2 separate regions of the Homo sapiens genome follow, and region 1 is linked to region 2. A link is a contact called in ENCODE Hi-C or POLR2A ChIA-PET data. All regions are on one chromosome and are shown on one strand. Each heading gives the region's core, a stretch centred on a gene start or an enhancer-like site at or near the end of the contact. The rest is flanking DNA. Distances are from core to core; before and after follow the strand shown. Region 1 overlaps RNGTT (RNA guanylyltransferase and 5'-phosphatase). Region 2 overlaps LOC101928911 (a long non-coding RNA gene).

Region 1 (3,132 bases), core at 594-3,093, 930 kb after region 2:
AAGCGAAAGGTACTAATGTAAAGAATAGTGTTAAAATGAATATGAAAATTAAATTCCAAAGAATCAAATTATAAAACAAAGGTGATATATACTTCTATTTAGTAAATTAACAAGTAAAAATAAGTAATTTGACTCCAGTGAGGTCATAAGTAGATGTTTTAAAGCCACATGCTCCTTTTCTCCTACTAGTTACTTGTAGACACTTTGATTATGATGTTGGTTTTTGGTAAGCGGCCTGGGAAAGATTTTCTGCTGAATGCAGGAAGGATGAAATAACAGAGGAAACAAGAGTTACTAATACCCAAGAGATAACCAGGCAAAGGAACTGAAAAGAGTTCAGTCACAGCTCCTCCTTGCCTCTCCTAGGCACACTGGAAGTAAAACATAATCAAGAATGTTAACAGTAGTAACCATTCAAAGACTGAAAGCCAACGAAGCATTTGTCTTAAAATATGTTTGGGTGATGAGAATATTTTCAAATAAGAAAGCAGTTACTATGGGTCATTTGCTAAATAATAAAAATAGCTATATTATACATAAAAAAATACAACCAGCTACATACCAAATAGCTTAGTCATTAAGCATACTATAATAATAGTGATTACATTAGTGTTTTATGTCTATTTCTTTAAAATAATTTTTAAATAAAATATAAATGAAAGAATTAAACATTTCATTTTGTGAAAGAGGCAGAGGGTAGAAAACAGAAAAATGCTGCTCAGCAAAGTAGTAAGACTTTTTCCCCCATACTTAATCCTTCCTTATATAAGAACAGTTCTTCAACATTCAGAAAAATATTTTACCACCACAATTTCCTTCTCAAAAAGAGTAACACTAATTCAAATAAGCATGAGAAAACGATTTTTTTTTTTTTTTCCCAGAGATGAGATCTTGCTGTATTGCACAGGCTGGATTCAAACTCCTAGGGCTCAAGCAATCCTCCTGCCTCAGCTTCCAAACCCAGCTCATTCTATTTTTTTTTTTAATGAATTGAAGCAAAAGAAATACACACACACACACACACACACACACACACACACATACACTCTAGTCAGCAGAGTAAAAAGACTTTTCCGATAGGAAGTAAAGGAGACCATGCAGTCAATTCTATATATTCCATTCTGCTTGCTAGGAAGCTAGCATTTCTCAGTTTTAAATGTGCAGACCTTACCTGGTTAACAAACCAGAACCTTCTGGCCAGGCATGTTGGCTCACACCTGTAATCCCAGCACTTTGGGAGGCCGAGGCACGTGGATCACTTGAGGTCAGGAGTTTGCGACCAGCCTGGCCAACACTGTGAAACCCCACCCCTATTAAAATTATAAAAAATCAGCCCAGCATGGTGGCAGGCACCTGTAATCCCAGCTACTCTGGAGGCTGAAGCAGGAGAATCGCTTGAACCCGGGAGGTGGACGGTACAGTGAGCTGAGATTGCACCACTGCACTCCAGCCTGGGCAACAGAGTAAGTCTCTATCTCAAAACAAACAAACAACAACAAAAATACCTAAGCCTCCCAATACAAGTGGGAGGCCAGATCCCCTTAAAGAAGGTATTGCAATACTACTACAACCATGTACAGTACTGTAAATCCACAGTTGGCAAACTATAGTCTACAGGCCACATCTGGCCTCACACCTGTTTTTGTAAATAAAGTTTCACTGTGACACAGTCATGCTCACTCATACACATATTGTCTAGCTTTGATTTAGCACCACAATGGTAGACTTGAGTAGTTGAGATACATAGGCAACAAACCCTAAAATATTGACTATCTGGCCTTTCATAGAAAAAAAGTGCTGACCCTTGCTGTAAATCTTCCAACAGTTTTTCAAAGGATGAGCAGCATTTGCTAAAGTGATTGTTCTGGTAATCCCCGATGGGTAATCCCCTAGTGGTCGTGTCTGTTTAAAGTAAGTGTCTGGTAACCCCCTAGTGGTACGGATGTTCTTTCTTTCAAAAGAAAAATCTAATAAAAAAATTATAATCCAAAAGAAAGAACACCCAGACCACTAGGGGATTACCAGACACTTACTTTAAACAGACACGAATTGCCAGGAACCCAAAATGCCACTGCAGTCCGTAAGTTAAATGGAGAGCTTAGGGTAATCAGGTGATAAATGGATTACTGGCTCAAGTTTAAATCTAAGTGTGACGGTATGTCCACAAATACAACCTGCGGTTATTTTCCAGTTACTGGATGTATAACTGGAAGAGAAATACTTGGAAAACGAATTTCCACATTGGCTGTCTGACCCACGGAATAAGGGTCATTATGCTAGGAAAGGCCAAATAAAAGCCCCTTCAACCAGCCTTCCCTACCAGGGAAATAAACCAAAAGCAGTAACATATCTCCAAGGGAAATACAAAAATTAGTACCACCATCAGAGATTTAGAATGATTTTTGATTATCATAAATTTAATCATGTTAAACCAAGTGCAGCTGCCATTTCAGATGTGCTGTCTTTAACGAAACCAATCAATGTAGCCTCTAAAATCTTATATACAAGTTGGCAAATACTTTTTTCTCTGTACCAATCTGTGGTACTATCAGAAGACATCTGCCTTTGCCTAGAATGACCAATAGTATATCTTGCAGCCACAGCATACTGCTTTTCTGCTCTCTGCCACAGTAGAATCTACAGAGACAGTGGTCTTTTTAAAAAATAGTAAATATATATTTAGTATTTATTATGTAACATGCAGTAGTTTAAAGGACTTACATGTATTATGTCATTAAAGTCCCACACGAGGTAGGCACTATTATCCACATAATGAAGTTACAGAAACACAAGCAACAGAGAGAGAACCTGAGTAAAGAGTGGCAGAGCTTGAATTGAAATCCAGCTGGCATAATATCCAGAGTCTCTTTGCTTAAGAGGATCCACTACAGTCGTCTAAATGAAAGGTATTTTCTTTTTCCTTTTTTTTAAGGAAGGGTCTCACTCTGTCACTCAGGCTGGAGTGCAGTGGCCCCACCACAGCTCACTGTAGCCCCAACCTCCCCAGGCTCAGGTGTTCCTCCCACCTTAGCCTCCAAGTAGCTGGGACTACAGGCATGTGCCATCATGGCCAGCTTTTTTTTTTTTTTTTTTTTTTTTTTGTATTTCTTGTTAGAAATGGGGTTTCACCAG
Region 2 (3,036 bases), core at 513-3,012:
TTCACTGCACCTGGCCTTGAAGACTTCTAAGTATAAATCAATAGCCCTAACCTCTCCCCTAATCTCCAGATTTCTAACAAGAAGAGATCTTGTTTGTGCAGATGTCTCCTGACATCTTCTCCTGAATAGACATAGCAAACTGAGCCATGAGCAACACAAACAGAAATTATTCTCACTGCCACCCCCTCCCAACATGCCTTCCTCACAGCCTTTCTAATTCCGGTAAGTGGTATTGCATCCACTTAGTAGCTCAGTCAAAAGTCACACTCCATGCCCACCTCTAATCTGTTACCATTTATACTTCTAAAATAAATTGGAAATTCATTCCTTTATTTATTTATTTTTGAGACAGAGTTTCACTCCCATCACCCAGGCTGGAGTGCAGTGGCGAGATCTTGGCTCCCTGCAACCTCCACCTCCTGGGCTTGAGCAATCCTCCTGCCTCAGCCTCCTGAGTATCTGGGACTACAGGGGCCCACCACCATGCCTGGATAATTTTTTTGTGTTTTGTCGAGATGGGGTTTCTCTCTGTTGCCCAGGCTGGTCTTGAACTCCTGGGCTCAAGTGATCCACCTGCTTCAGCCTCCCAAAGTGCTGAGACTACAAGCTTGAGCTGCCGCACCTGGCCCCATTCCCTTTTTACAATACTACTGTTATCACCCTTGTCCATGCAACTATATTTTATTGCCTGTAAGACTACAGTCATTTCCAAAGAAGTTTCCCTGTTTCTACTGTTGTGCTTGTTATGGTACTTCCTCCACACAGCATCCAGAATAATTTTCAAAAATGTAAATCAGATTGCATCACTCCCTTTCTTAATAACCTTTTGCACTGCCCCATGTCCGCGTCCCTGAGCCCATAAAACCCTCTTCTTTGCATTCTTTAGTGCATTATTTCCGCTGTAGTACTGACCTCCTGAAAAGCTCAAGCCTCTTTTATGCTATATGGTTTCTTTCCCACAGATAAAGTAAGAATAAAAATATTTATGGATCTGAAAATTCCTTAAAGTATTTGTTACTGTGCAGGAGGTAGAAAACTTCCTAGGTAACCTCTTCTTCTTTTTTTTTTTTTTGAAACAAAGGCTGGAACTTCAGGGACCAGTGATGTTGTCAGTTTTCTACTATCTGATGAAGGATACTGAAGAGAGTGAAAAAAATAGTATAGACTTGGGGAGAAAGGAATGGATTTGTGGGAGAATAAAATGGGAAAGTAAAACAGAGTGGGGAAGGGGGAGCTAAAAAGAAAAGCACCCAGGATAAATCTTTTCCTTGCTTTATAATTCATATCATAGTAAAATTTTATAAATTTAGTTTCTGTAGAAAAAGGAATAATAAAATGATATTAATTAGGATCATATTCATAATTATACTGTTTCTCTCTGAATTTATATAATCTTTCTGCAAAGAGCTAAAAATGGCTTAAAAAGCTCTAATGATATTATATTATTTAGCAATGTGTCTGTAATAGACATTAATGATACAGTATTAAACCAATCCATAGAGCTTTCTAAAGGTACGGTAGGCTAATATAACACCAGAAACCTAATTGCTGCTCTCAGAATTTAGAATTGAAATTAGCTTAATGATATAAAATTTTTTAATAGGAAAAGCTATCCACAAATAGTTGCTATCATGTAGTTTTTCAGTGTAAAGAAAATTTAAAAAATCAATAAAAACAAAATGATTACTCAGACCTTGTTACATAGATATCGCTGTTAGACGTCCTCCTTTTCTAAGATAACCTATTGTGTGGTTTTCAGAGCCTTTTATAAGTCAGCCACTAGAGAGCAAACTTCTTCTTTTTATCAGGCCGTAGTTTTATTTTTTTTAAAAAATACACACCACGTATATATTGGGAATCTCACAATGACACATTATCTCAGACTGTAAAATCTGATAATATAGCTTCTAGATGCCTGGGGCAGTGGGTGTAGGGGATGAAGTGGGAAATTTTAAGGCCGTTTATATTAAAAACACAAGAAAGAACAAGATAAGATGTTGTAATGTTGAACTACCTTCCTGGAGTGAAAATGAAACCTTCTGCTAATGGAGCATAAAGTCTTACGTTTCATGCCATGTAATAAAATATGATAGGCATTGTTTGGTCTGACAGGTATCTTGGGCCTTTTTCCAGACTAGGGTCTCCAGGGAGCTCAAAGACATGTTACTGTTTCCAGGTGAAATGTAGATAAATTACATTGTCAGCTACCTTTGCTGCCTCCAGTTCCAGAGGCTCCAGTCACACAAAAGAAAGCTGCCAGTTCCAGAACACTCTCATCTATTGGACTAACCCCCAACTATTGACATCCTTTCCAAAGGTCAGGATGGCACCCAAAACATCAATATACAGGCAGATCAATCTGCTAAAGGGTGCCAGGGAACAGAAGGATTTACTGCACATAGAAATTCCAATTTTTCAGGCCCCAGAGTGTCTCAGCCTCCTTTTTGGCCAAGAATGGGAGATACTCAGCTAGGTAAACCACTTTCTCTTCTGGTGGCCTGTTGGCAATTGGCCCCGTTCTCATGACCCTAGAGTCTCATGGCTCACCAAAGTCGTCAGAATCAAGTTTCATCTCTGTTATTTGGGCTTTGGGCTATTTGAAGGTTTATAGTTTAAAATTTGAACTTTTTAGATATTTCAAAAAAACAGTATTGGATTGGTGCAAAAGTAATTGCAGATTTTGCCATTACTTTATACCAACCTAATATTAAGAGCTGTAGGAAGATTATAAAAGATATCCAAGAAGGGAGATTTCAAAACCTTCCAAGGGAACACTTTCCAGGGTTTATTGGCTATTCCGGTTAGATTATTTTTCTTTTCTTTTCTTTTTTTTTTTGTTGAGACAGAGTCTCGTTCTGTCACCTAGGCTGGAGTGCAGTGGCATGATCTTGGCTCACTGCACCCTCTGCCTCCCAGGTTCAAGTGATTCTCCTGCCTCAGACTCCTGAGTAGCTGGGATTACAAGTGCCCACCACCACACCTGGCTACTTTTTGTATTTTTAGTAGAGACGGGGTTTCTCCATCTTGGTCAGGCTG

The links. Hi-C counts contacts between places; a loop is a spot of excess contacts on that map. ChIA-PET counts read pairs that join two places held with the same protein, here RNA polymerase II (POLR2A). Pooled maps may share reads with other maps.
Region 1: a loop to region 2 is called in a pooled map, with 5 times the contacts of the local background. The contact joins two enhancer-like sites. A Hi-C loop is called at or near these places in 1 of 168 maps with a recorded cell type or tissue (sciatic nerve), 1 of 37 single-sample maps with no recorded cell type and 2 of 50 pooled maps. POLR2A ChIA-PET finds 5 or more read pairs at or near these places in 2 of 52 experiments (CD4-positive, alpha-beta T cell and naive thymus-derived CD4-positive, alpha-beta T cell).

The regions. Positions count from the first base shown.
Region 1 is chr6:88,760,013-88,763,144 of GRCh38, forward strand. All of the region lies in intron 13 of RNGTT (RNA guanylyltransferase and 5'-phosphatase), which reads right to left. Among named protein-coding and RNA genes, the nearest start is that of RNGTT, 200 kb to the right of the region's middle. Within about 2 kb of position 1,844, at least 3 of the 41 ENCODE cell types and tissues checked have a DNase peak (open chromatin) inside an H3K27ac peak, as active enhancers do.
Region 2 is chr6:87,830,354-87,833,389 of GRCh38, forward strand. The region is part of intron 2 of LOC101928911 (a long non-coding RNA gene); the gene reads left to right. Among named protein-coding and RNA genes, the nearest start is that of AKIRIN2, 130 kb to the left of the region's middle. Within about 2 kb of position 1,763, at least 7 of the 41 ENCODE cell types and tissues checked have a DNase peak (open chromatin) inside an H3K27ac peak, as active enhancers do.